Regions from separate parts of the Homo sapiens genome. Here all the other regions are linked to region 1. The links are chromatin contacts, found by Hi-C or POLR2A ChIA-PET in ENCODE. All regions are on one chromosome and are shown on one strand. The core of a region is the stretch at or near the end of the contact, and the rest is flanking DNA. Distances in the headings are between cores, read along the strand shown.

Region 1 (3,572 bases), core at 606-3,105:
GCCGAGGCGGGCAGATCATGAGGTCAGGAGATCGAGACCATCCTGGCTAACACGGTGAAATCCCGTCTCTACTAAAAATATTTTTAAAAAATTAGCCGGGCGTGGTGGCGGGCGCCTGTAATCCCAGCTACTCGGGAGGCTGAGGCAGGAGAATGGCATAAACCCAGGAGGCGGAGGTTGCAGTGAGCCGAGATCGCGCCACTGCGCTCCAACCTGGGCAATAGAGCAAGACTCTGTCTCAAAAAAAAAAATAAGTTTTCTATGAAAAAATTTCCTGGTCTGGGCCAGTCGCGGTGGCTCACACCTGTAATCCCAGCACTTTGAGAGGCTGAGGCGGGCGGATCACGAGGTCAGGAGTTCAAGACCAGCCTGACCAATATAGCGAAACCCCGTCTCTACTAAAAAATACAAAAAATTAGCGGGGCATGCTAGCGGGCACCCGTAATCCCAGCTACTCGGGAGGCTGAGGCAAGCGAATCGCTTGAACCCGGGAGGCAGAGGTTGCAGTGAGCAGAGATGGCGCCATTGCACTCCAGCCTGGGCGACAGTGCAACGAGACTCCATCTCAAAAAATAAAAAATAAAAATAATCTCCCAGCTCGGCATGGTGGCTCACGCCTGTAATCCCAGCACTTTGGGAGGCCGAAGCAGGTGGATCACCTGAGGTCAGGAGTTCGAGACCAGCCTGGCCAACATGGCAAAACCCCCGTCTCTATAAAAAACACAAAAAGTAGCAGGGCATGGTGGCACGCGCCTGTAATCCCAGCTACTCTGGAGGCTGAGGCAGGAGAATCTCTTGCACCCGGGAGACGGAGGTTGCAGTGAGCCGAGACGCGTCACTGCACTCCAACCTGGGCAACCGTCTCAAAAGTAAATACATAAATAAATAAATAAAATAAGTTTTCTATTAAAAATTCTCCCTTTTAACTTTCGACTTGCCAGGCCAGCCCCAAATCCAGGCCCTCGTCACCTCCCTCTCGGATCCTTGAAGCCACTGCCGGTTTTCTGATTTTGGTCTTTTCACACAAAGGTCCATCCAGGGAATCCTCAGACACAGCTTTTGCCCCACCTCTCCCTGTAATGAGCAGCTTGTTGGATGGAGCCAGCGCTCAACGTCCCCCAGACCTTTCCGCCCCTCTAGCCATTTCCCACATCCCAGCTTCTCAGGTCTTTGCGGAGGCTGTTCCACTCCACGCGCCTGGCCTACTCTTCCTTAAAAGCCCATCTGAACTTTCGCTGATGCTGAGTTTCCTATCCGTTAAATGGTAATAATAATCCCCGCCCCGCTTCCTTGAAAGGATCCAGTGTGGTGATGGCTGGAATAATGCCTTTAATAAACAATTATCAGTGAGTTCTTCAGGAGGAGGCGTGAGCAGTGATCGCAAATCCCGCCTTCCTCCGCCCTCCGCAGCCCTGCAATCTCAACCGCCAGGCGACCCGCCCCTCGAAACGCACCAAGGGTCGAGCCCTGCCCCTCGAGATGTTCTACTTCCAGGCCCCGCCCCTCGAGACACTCTACCTCCGGGTTCTGCCCCTCGAGACGCTCTAACAACCCAGCCCCGCCCCTCGAGACGCGCTAACTCCAGACTCTGCCTCTCGAGGCGCTCTAATAACTAGGCTCGGCGGGTGGAGATGCTCTAACTCCAGGCCCCGCCCCTCGAGCGCCACAACAGCCGGGCCCCACCCCTTGAGGTGCTTTAACGGCCAGGCCCCGCCCTGAAGGCGTTGTAACAACCAGGCTCCGCCCCCAGGCGCTCTAACGGCCAGGCCCAGCCGCTTGAGGCTCCCCAACGGCCAGGCCGCGCCCCCGCGTGCGTGCGCGGCCCGGCAGAGCCGTGCGGGCGCCCGCGTACTCACTAGCTGAGGTGGCAGTGGTTCCACCAACATGGAGCTCTCGCAGATGTCGGAGCTCATGGGGCTGTCGGTGTTGCTTGGGCTGCTGGCCCTGATGGCGACGGCGGCGGTAGCGCGGGGGTGGCTGCGCGCGGGGGAGGAGAGGAGCGGCCGGCCCGCCTGTAAGTGGGGCCGGGTCGGGTGGGGGCGGCCCGCGGTGTCCCGGCTCCCGGCCTCCTCGTGGTCCGACCTGCGGTTTGGGCCCGCGGCTGGTGGGGCCCGGCGACTCCATGGGCCTCAGTTTCTCCTCTGGTAACGTGAGCTTCGCTTCCAGAGACGGGGACCCGCCTTGCCGGGTTAGGCGCACCTCCTGGGGCGGGACTGGCTCCAACCTGGGCCCCTTACTGCGGCTTTCTCTGTGGCCGAGGCCAGGCCGTCCCCGGGGTGGCCAGGAGAGCACCGTAAACTCTTCAGCCTGCTCCGTGGCCGCGATCTCGGAAAAAGCACCAATTCTGTGATGTGCAGCAGCATTTACTGGGCATCTATGACCCTGTGATAGGCTTTGGGGTCTTTTTCTGTAAGGAGTCCAGTAAAGGAGAAGTACATCTGTATTATGAACACCTAAATATGTAAGTGAAAAACACGGTGAAATAAGTTTCACTGAGGCCAGGCGAAGTGGCTCACGCCTGTATTCCCAGCACTTTGGGAGGCCGAGGCAGGGAGATCGCTTGAGCCCAGGAGTTTGGGACCAGCCTGAGCAACATAGCAAGACCCCATCTCTACGCAAAATTAGCTGGGTGTGGTTGTGCACGCCCCTGTAGTCCCAGCTCCATGGGAGGCCGAGGCAGGAGGGTGTCGTGAGTCCAGGAATTCAAGGCTGCAGTGAGTTGTGATAGATCGCGCCACTGTACTTCAGCCTGGGTGACGGCAAGAGCCTGTCTCTGAAAAGTTTCATAGAAGAGGTTAGTACTAGAAATGGGAAACACCAGAGAGTCAGTGGGCAGCCCTGCTCTTTTTATTTATTTTTCAGACAGAGTTTCGCTCTTCTTGCCCAGGCTGGAGTGCAGTGGCACAATCTTGGCTCGTTGCAACTTCCGCCTGCCAGGTTCAAGCGATTCTTCTGCCTCTGCCTCCCGAGTAGCTGGGACTACAGGCACACACCACCACGCCTGGCTAATTTTTGTATATTTAGTAGACGGGGTTTCGCCACGTTGGTCAGGCTGGTCTCGAACGCCTGATCTCAGGTGATCCACTCGTCCTGGCCTCCAAAAGTGCTGAGATTACAGGCGTGAACCACTGTGCCCGGCCAGCCCTGCATTTTTTTTTTTTTTTTTTTTGCAGGGGGACGGAGTTTTGCTCTGTCGCCCAATCTGGAGTCTAGTGGCGGGATCTCGGCTCACTGCAAGCTCCGCCTCTGGGTTCACGCCATTCTCCTGCCTCAGCCTCCTGAGTAGCTGGGACTACAGGCGTCCGACACCACACCCGGCTAATTTTTTGTATTTTTTGAGTAGAGACGGGGTTTCACTGTGTTAGCCAGGATGGTCTCAATCTCCTAACCTCTTGTGATCCACCTGCCTCGGCCTCCCAAAGTGCTGGGATTACAGGCGTGAGCCACCCTGCCTGGCCGAGTCCTGTTCTTTTATGGGGGAGGTGGTTGTTAGGGAAATCATTACTGAGAATAGGGGGCACATGAGGTAGTGTGGGGTCTCAAAGGATGGTTCTAGAAGAAGAGTTTGCCAG
Region 2 (3,683 bases), core at 1,184-3,683, 520 kb before region 1:
AAGTAATCAAAGTGAACATCCTCAGCAAAGGGCACACTGACATCATATGTCTCCTGGCAAGATCCACTCGGAAGGACAGAGGATCACTTATGCAGTATCAGGCCAAACCTGCAGAGCCTGTCTCCCTAAGAGGAAACATCAGTCAAACCCAAATGCGAGGGCAGGTACGATGGCTCACGCCTGTAATCCCAGCACTTTGGGAAGCTGAGGCGGGAGGATCACTTGAGCCTAGGAGTCTGAGACCAGCCTGGGCAACACAGTGAGACCCTGTCTCTTTTTAAAAAAAAAAAAAAAAAAAAGGAAAAACATTTTACTTTAATGACTGGCCTGTACACTTCAAAAATGTCAAGATCATGAAGGGCAATGAAAGGCTGAGGAAATGGCCAGACGCAGTGGCTCATGCCTGTAAACCCAGCATTTTGGGAGGCTGAGGTGGGTGGATCATTTGAGGTCAGGAGTTCAAGACCAGCCAGGGCAACATGGTAAAACCCCGTCTCTAATAAAAATACAAAAATTAGGCATGCATAATGGTGCACGCCTGTAATCTCAGCTACTTAGGAGGCTGAGGCAGGAGAATCACTTAAGCCCAAAGGCGGAGGTTGCAATAAGCCAAGATTGCGCCATTGCGCTCCAACCTGGGCAACAAGAGCAAAATTCCGTCTCAAAAAAAAAAAAAAAAAAGATACTGATGACACATGACGATTAAATGCAATGTTGATCATGGACTGGACTGTGGATGAGGGGGAGATTGCTATAAAGGACAGCTCAGTAGTTCAGTATAGAGACAATAGGCAAAATTTGAATATGGTCTGTGTATTAGATAATGGTATCAATGTTACATTTCCAAAATGTGATCACTGAACTATAAGATACAATTGATAATTACATAACAGAATGCCTAGCCAGGCGTGGTGGCCCGTGCCTGTAGTCCCAGCTACTTGGGAGGCAGAGGTGGGAGGATCACTTGAGCCTGGGAGGTTGAGGCTGCAGTGAGCTGTGATCGCATCACTGCACTCCAGCCTCAATGACAGTGATACCCTGTCTCCAAAAAAAAAAAAAAAAAAGAGAAGGTCCTTCTTTTGAGAATATCTAGCATAATTGTGGGGGAGTCAATGATCCCTGCAACTTACTCCCAAACGATCAATAAATAACAACATGTACATGTATGTACAAATATAAACAAGTCACTAAACATGTATATGTATCTGTATCCATATATGTATATATAGAGAGACACACATATAACTCCCAAATATGGCAGTTACGAATTGGTGAACCTTGGTGAAGGGTGTGTATGTATTCAATGGACTTATTATTTTAGCAAATTTTCTATAAATCTGCAAAATGCGAAGATGAAAAGTTGAAAAAAACCAAAGAAAATATTTTCATTGATACAGGCTTTGCATGCATATAACCTTAAAAATAAGCCAGGCATAGTGGCTCACGCTTGTAATCCTAGCACTTTGGGAAGCCAATGTGGGAGGATTGCTTGAGCCCAGGAGTTCAAGACTAGCCTGGGCGACACAGCAAGACTCAGTCTCTACAAAAAATTAAAAAATTAGCTGGGTGTGGTGGTGTGTGCCTGTAGTCTCACTACTCAGGAGGCCGAGGTGAGTGGATTGCTTGAGCACAGGCATCTGAGGCTATAGTGAGCTATGATTGTGCCACTGCACTCCAGCCTGTATGACAGAGCAAGACCCTGTCTCAAAAAAAAATTGTGTGTCTATATATATATATATATATATATGACATACATATGTAAATTCCTTAGAATCTCACATCCTCTCCCTTGGTTTGCTAAAGCAGCAGGTGGCCTGGATAAATTAGACCTTCCTTAAAACGCTGCTATACACAAAATGAAAAGCGGTCAACTAAAACCAGTTTAAAACAAATAAGTAAATCTTTGGCAAGTTGGGCTCTTTCTGGGAAGGGTGTGGCTCTTTGCAGAACTGGGATGTTCCAGATGTTGGCTGGGCGAATGCTTACCCAGTGAGGCAGACAGGGAGGAGACGTCATTAACTGTCTTCTTCATTTTTATTTTAGAGATAGGGTCTCGCTCTGTCGCCCAAGCTGGAATGCATGGTGTCATCATAGCTTGCTGCAGCCTCCACCTCCTGGGCTCAAGCAATCCTCTCACCTCAGCCCTCCGAAGTGGCTGAGATAACAGGCATGAGCCGCTGCACCCAGCTGACTGTCTTCATTTCTAAAATTCTGCCTGGATTTCAGGGACCAGCTGCAGCCTCTGACTCTGTGGGGACCTCCCTTGGCCCTCTGGTAAGAGCCGTTGGTCTGGGAGTTTCCTCATCTCTTTCAAGCAGCTGTCTGCTCATCATGTATGTAAAGCAGCTGCTGGCTTGGCTGATGTCAAGGGATGGAGACACACAGTCAAGCCCAGTATAATTTTCTGTCCCCAGGGCCACCTTCACATCTCAACAGTGCCTATGCAGTGCCAGGCACCTGCCAGGTGTACAAGAAACATTCACTGCGTCAAATGAAAGCTAGCACTTGGTAGGGCCGGGCGTGGTGGCTCATGCCTGTAATCGCAGCACTTTGGGAGGCCGAGACGGGCGGATCACGAGGTCAGGAGATCGAGACCATCCTGCCTAATATGGTGAAACCCTGTCTCTACTAAATATAAAAAAAAAATTAGCCGGGCATGGTGGCAGGTGCCTGTAGTCCCAGCTACTCGGGAGGCTGAGGCAGGAGAATGGCGTGAACCCAGGAGGCGGGGCTTGCAGTGAGCCGAGACCACACCACTGCACTCCAGCCTGGGCGACAGAGCGAGACTCCGTCTCGAAAAAAAAAAAAAGAGAGAGAGAAAGCTAGCACTTGGGCCGGGCACGGTGGCTCACACCTGTAATCCCGGCACTTTGGGAGGCCGAGAAGGGAGGATCACTTGAGCCCAGGAGTTTGAAACGAGCCTGGCCAACATGGTGAAACCCTGTCTTTACTAAAAATACAAAAATTAGCCACATGTGGTCACCTGTAGTCCCAGCTACTCAGGGGGCTGAGGTGCAAGAATTGCTTGAACCTTGTGGGTGGAGGTTGCAGTGAGCTGGTATCACACCACTGCACCCCAGACTGGGCGACAGAGTGAGACTGTCTCAAAAAAAAAGAAGTGACCAATTGCCCAAAAGTAGAAACACTGCATGCTACTTCTCAAGGTGTCAATAAAGGCGCCACAGAAATCTTAGAAAGCTCCAAGGTATCCAACTCCCTCATTGTTCAAACAGACCCCCAAAGCCTAGAGAGAAAGCAGCTGCTCAAAGTCACACAGTAATCTAATCTTTATCAGCCCTGCCCCATTTTTTTGAGACAGGGTTTTGCTCCATTGCCCAGCCTAGAGTGCAGTCGTGCAATTATAGCTCACTGTAGCCACTTCCTGGGCTCAAGAGATCCTTCTGCCTCAGCCTCCCAAGTAGCTGTGACTACAATGTTTCCCAGGCTGGTTTCGAACTCCTGGCCTCAAGTGATCCTCCCATCTCAGCCTCCCAAAGTGTTTCGATTATAAGTGTGAGCAACCATGCCCAGCCTTTATGTGTTCAGTGATTTCACCATGCCTGGCTAATTTTTAATTTTTTTTTTTTTTTTGTAGACATGCAGGTCTCGCTATGTTGCCCAAGCTGGTCTCAAACTTCTGGCCTTAAGTGATCCTCTCACTTTGGCCTCCCAAAGTGCTGAGA
Region 3 (3,726 bases), core at 22-2,521, 650 kb before region 1:
TATATAAATATTTTCCTCTAGCCTGGCTTTCCGTGCCACCACCCCGCCCCCCCTCGCCCCACCCATTTTCTTAACAGTTTCTTTGAAAGAACTATCAGCATCCTTTTAAGAAATAAATAGAACTTTAGGTAAACATAATCCATTGCATCTTAGCATTCATTTTCCGGCTGGGGTTGGAATTCCTCATGCTGATTTTGAAAAAACCATTAGTTCAGTTTGTTTCTGTTTTTATTTTTATTTTTTTCAGTTCAGATTTTAAAAAAGAACTCCCCCACTTATTAACCAGATTTGAATTTGGTTTGTTTTTCAGGAAATTGGATACACTCACATGAAAATAGCGGAAGGAGTGAACTCTCTTTTGCAGATGGCAGGCCTCCTGGCAAGGCTGTGTCAGAAGACAATGGCCCCGGTGGCCAGTTAGAGCAGAGACTTCACTGACTGACTTACAGGTGCCCTATTCTGAGGTACAGGAGCCGCGGCTTTCTGATGGGGGAAAATGCCGCCTTAGGCTGGAGCCAACATGACTGTCCTTTAAACTCCAGTGGCTGGCCAGGCACGGTAGCTCACGCCTGTAATCCCAACACTTTGGGAGGCCGAGGCAGGTGGATCACCTGAGGTCAGAAGTTCAAGACCAGCCTGGCCAACATGGGGAAACCCTGTCTTTACTAAAAATATAAAAATTAGCTGGGTGTGGTGGCGGGCACCTGTAATCCCAGCTACTCGGGAGGCTGTGGCAGGAGAATCGCTTGAACCCAGGAGGTGGAGGTTGCAGTGAGCCAAGATCACACCATTGCACTCCAGCCTGGGCGACAGAGTCTCCATCTGGGGAAAAAAATTAAATAAATAAACTCCCGTGACTTGCATGTTTGCTTCTGGGACGTCTGTGCCCCGCAAGTGTTTGAGTTTGGCCTCCACCCCATTGATGCGGTGACGGGGCGGAAAGGCGCAGAGAAGCTGAGGGCGGTCTCTGATCTGTGTGTGGGTTGACATTTTAGCTAATAAAGCCTTGCAGTGTTTGTTGGCAATAAGGTGACCATGTGAAGCCTCGAGAAAAACCAGCTTCCTGTCTCTACGGGCCTTGGCAGCCTACAAGTAGAAAAGGCGATTAGATAGTAGACCCACAAGCTCATCTCGGTTCTTCTAGAAGCCTGAAGGCGCCACTTCCCCAGGGCGAGGGCAGGGTTTGCTGTCTTTCCTATTTAGACTGATTTCTCAGAATGGCCAGGTGGCGAGCCTTTCAGAGAGGGCGGCAGAGTGGAGAGATGCAGCCCAGCCCTCAGGAAAACACCGTGATGCTCTTCCTGTGTTCTAGACCATACTCTTTGCGCTTGCTTTAGAATTCCCCAAAGAATTTCGTACTAATTTGTAGAATTGCCTTTTTTTTTTTTTTGGTAAGATACTATTTTTTTCCCTTTTTGTTTTGTTTTGATTTTTGAGATTGGGTCTCACTCTGTCGCCCAGGCTAGAGTGTAGTGGGCCAATCTTGGCTCACTGCAGCCTCAACCTCTTGGGCTCAAGTGATCCTCCTACCTCAGCCTCCTGAGTAGCTGGGACTACAGGCATGTACCACGATACCCAGCTAATTATTAAATTTTTTGTAGAAATGAGGTCTCACTATATTGCTGGGACTGGTCTCGAACTCCTGGCCTCAAGTGATCCTCCCACCTCAGCCTCCTAAGTGCTGGCATTACAGGTGTGAGCCACCATGCCTGGCCCATTTGGGCACGGTGGCTAAAATACGAAATACTAAAATACGAAATTAGCTGGGCATGGTGGCGCACGCCTGTAATCCCAGCTACTCAGGAGGCTGAGGCAGGAGAATTGCTTGAACCCAGGAGGTGGAGATTGTAGTGAGGCAAGATGGTGCCATTGCACTCCAGCCTGGGCGACAGAGCGAGACTCTTACAAAAAAAGGAAGAGAAACTTGTCCCTGAGGTTGTACAGTCAGGACTTCAGGATGTGAAGTAACAGGTGGGCGGCAGTTGGGTTCTAGATGTTTCTTCTGATTTCCTAACTTGTCGCATTAATTTCTTCTCATGGGAAGAGTCCCTGGGCCATCCCAGAAAGACGGCTGGACTTGGGAACTAAGATCCCATCCGCAGCCCTGATGCTCTCAGGGTCCCTTTTTATTAAACAAGAGCTGTGGCCGCCATTCCCTTAAGGCTTTTTGTGTTTGGTTATGTTTTTTGAGACAAGGTCTCCCTCTTTCGTCCAGGCTGGAGTGCAGTGGTGCGATCTCGGCTCACTGCAAGCTCCGCCTCCCGGGTTCACGCCATTCTCCTGCCTCAGCCTCCCAAGTAGCTGGGACTACAGGTGCCCGCCACCATGCCCGGCTAATTTTTTTGTATTTTTATTAGAGACGGGTTTCACTGTGTTAGTCAGGATGGTCTCGATCTCCTGACCTCGTGATCCACCCACCTCAGCCTCCCAAAGTGCTGGGATTACAGGCGTGAGCCACTGTGCCTGGCCGTGTTTTGTTATGTTTTTTGAGACAAGGTCTCCCTCTTGCCCAGGCTGGAGTGCAGTGATGCAATCATAGTTCACTGCAACCTTCTGGGTTCAAGTGATTTTCCTGCCTCAGCCTCCCAAGTAGTTGAGACTACAGGCATGCACCACCAGGCCCGGCTAATTTTTATATTTTTATAAAAGGTTTTTTACCTGAAGCAGGAGAAAGGAGACACAGGATAATCACTGCTTTTCAACTAAAATGGTTTTATTGAGATGTTTTGGTTGGAGGAGATACTTTTTCTGGCAACATTTCTGACTCAAGGTCCCTCTGGGCCCCAGCTCTTCCCATGAGACAGTCACAACACTGTTTAATCAGCTCTGCAGAGGCCAGCCCTGGAGCAGAGGAGGATTCAGGGCCATGGAGGGGACCTACTCTGCCCTGTTCTGGTCACTACTTCTCTAGACTCTCATGCACTATTGTCTGTAGCAAGTGACATTTCCACTGGAAGCACATAAAGATGGCGACAGCCTCATTTCTTCCTGAGTGAACTGAAGCCCAAAGAAAGGGGAGGTCCCACCAAAGGGGAAGAGAGCCAGGGCCCCACCCAACAAGGATGCTGAAATAAACTACATGTAATGCTTTCTAGGAGACAACACAGAAATCTCTACTCTGAAATCCAGAATGTTAAATATGGCTCCCCCTCTATAAGTTAACTGTACAAGCTTATCAATCATTTAAAACCCCAGCAACCAACAATAGCAATTAGGAATCCAAATTCATAGCACAAAAGAACACAGATACCAGTGTTGGACAGTGGTTTTGTTATGGGGACTGGGTGACAGCTTATCCTAAATCCTGCGCATCCGTCCATACCAGGAGCCGGGTTACCCTTGGTACCAGGTGCCTGCCCCACAAAGCCTGGGTCGGGAGAGGGCTTGGTGACGGGCCTGCAGCTCCCGTGAGTAACTGTCTTTTCCCAGGCTGTGCACGCATGGCCAGGTGGTCCTCAGGGTGGCTGGTTCTCCTTCCAGGAGCAACCATGGCAGGGGCTTAAAAGTTGAGTAGCTCTGGGAAATGGTCCTTGGAAGGCAGCGATGGGTCCATGAGCACAGTGGTCCCTCTTTGCCTTGGCTCCTTAAATGAAGAGGAAAGTTTGTAGAAGGAGGTTTGCCTTGATCAGTATTTTGTTCCTGAGAACCATAACCACTGGTTTGGGGACACCATTGAGCCTGCCTCCTGGCTGAGAACAGAAGCCGCACATCAATAACTGGGTTTCT

Evidence for each region. A loop is a pair of places that touch in the nucleus more often than their neighbours do. ChIA-PET counts read pairs that join two places held with the same protein, here RNA polymerase II (POLR2A). Pooled maps may share reads with other maps.
Region 2: a loop to region 1 is called in a pooled map, with 4 times the contacts of the local background. The contact joins the enhancer-like site here to the promoter of TBL2 in region 1. A Hi-C loop is called at or near these places in 3 of 37 single-sample maps with no recorded cell type and 5 of 50 pooled maps. POLR2A ChIA-PET finds 5 or more read pairs at or near these places in 1 of 52 experiments (OCI-LY7).
Region 3: a pooled map shows a loop between it and region 1 (4-fold over the local background). The contact joins the enhancer-like site here to the promoter of TBL2 in region 1. A Hi-C loop is called at or near these places in 1 of 50 pooled maps. POLR2A ChIA-PET finds 5 or more read pairs at or near these places in 2 of 52 experiments (GM12878 and activated CD4-positive, alpha-beta T cell).

Annotation. Positions count from the first base shown.
Region 1 is chr7:73,576,862-73,580,433 of GRCh38, reverse strand. It overlaps TBL2 (transducin beta like 2), which reads left to right and starts at 1,855. Exons shown (of 7, transcript NM_012453.4): 1 at 1,855-2,014. The coding sequence starts at 1,885. RefSeq lists an enhancer at 1,204-1,273 and a silencer at 1,604-2,243.
Region 2 is chr7:74,099,866-74,103,548 of GRCh38, reverse strand. The region is part of intron 5 of LIMK1 (LIM domain kinase 1); the gene reads right to left. Among named protein-coding and RNA genes, the nearest start is that of LIMK1, 18 kb to the right of the region's middle. RefSeq lists an enhancer at 2,867-2,936. Within about 2 kb of position 2,433, at least 6 of the 41 ENCODE cell types and tissues checked have a DNase peak (open chromatin) inside an H3K27ac peak, as active enhancers do; they include OCI-LY7, where a contact is called at or near this core.
Region 3 is chr7:74,228,801-74,232,526 of GRCh38, reverse strand. RFC2 (replication factor C subunit 2) reads left to right here. Exons shown (of 11, transcript NM_181471.3): 11 at 311-1,025. The coding sequence ends at 421. It overlaps LAT2 (linker for activation of T cells family member 2), which reads right to left. Exons shown (of 14, transcript NM_032464.3): 14 at 2,693-3,583. Among named protein-coding and RNA genes, the nearest start is that of LAT2, 21 kb to the right of the region's middle. RefSeq lists an enhancer at 2,883-3,162. Within about 2 kb of position 1,271, at least 7 of the 41 ENCODE cell types and tissues checked have a DNase peak (open chromatin) inside an H3K27ac peak, as active enhancers do; they include GM12878, where a contact is called at or near this core.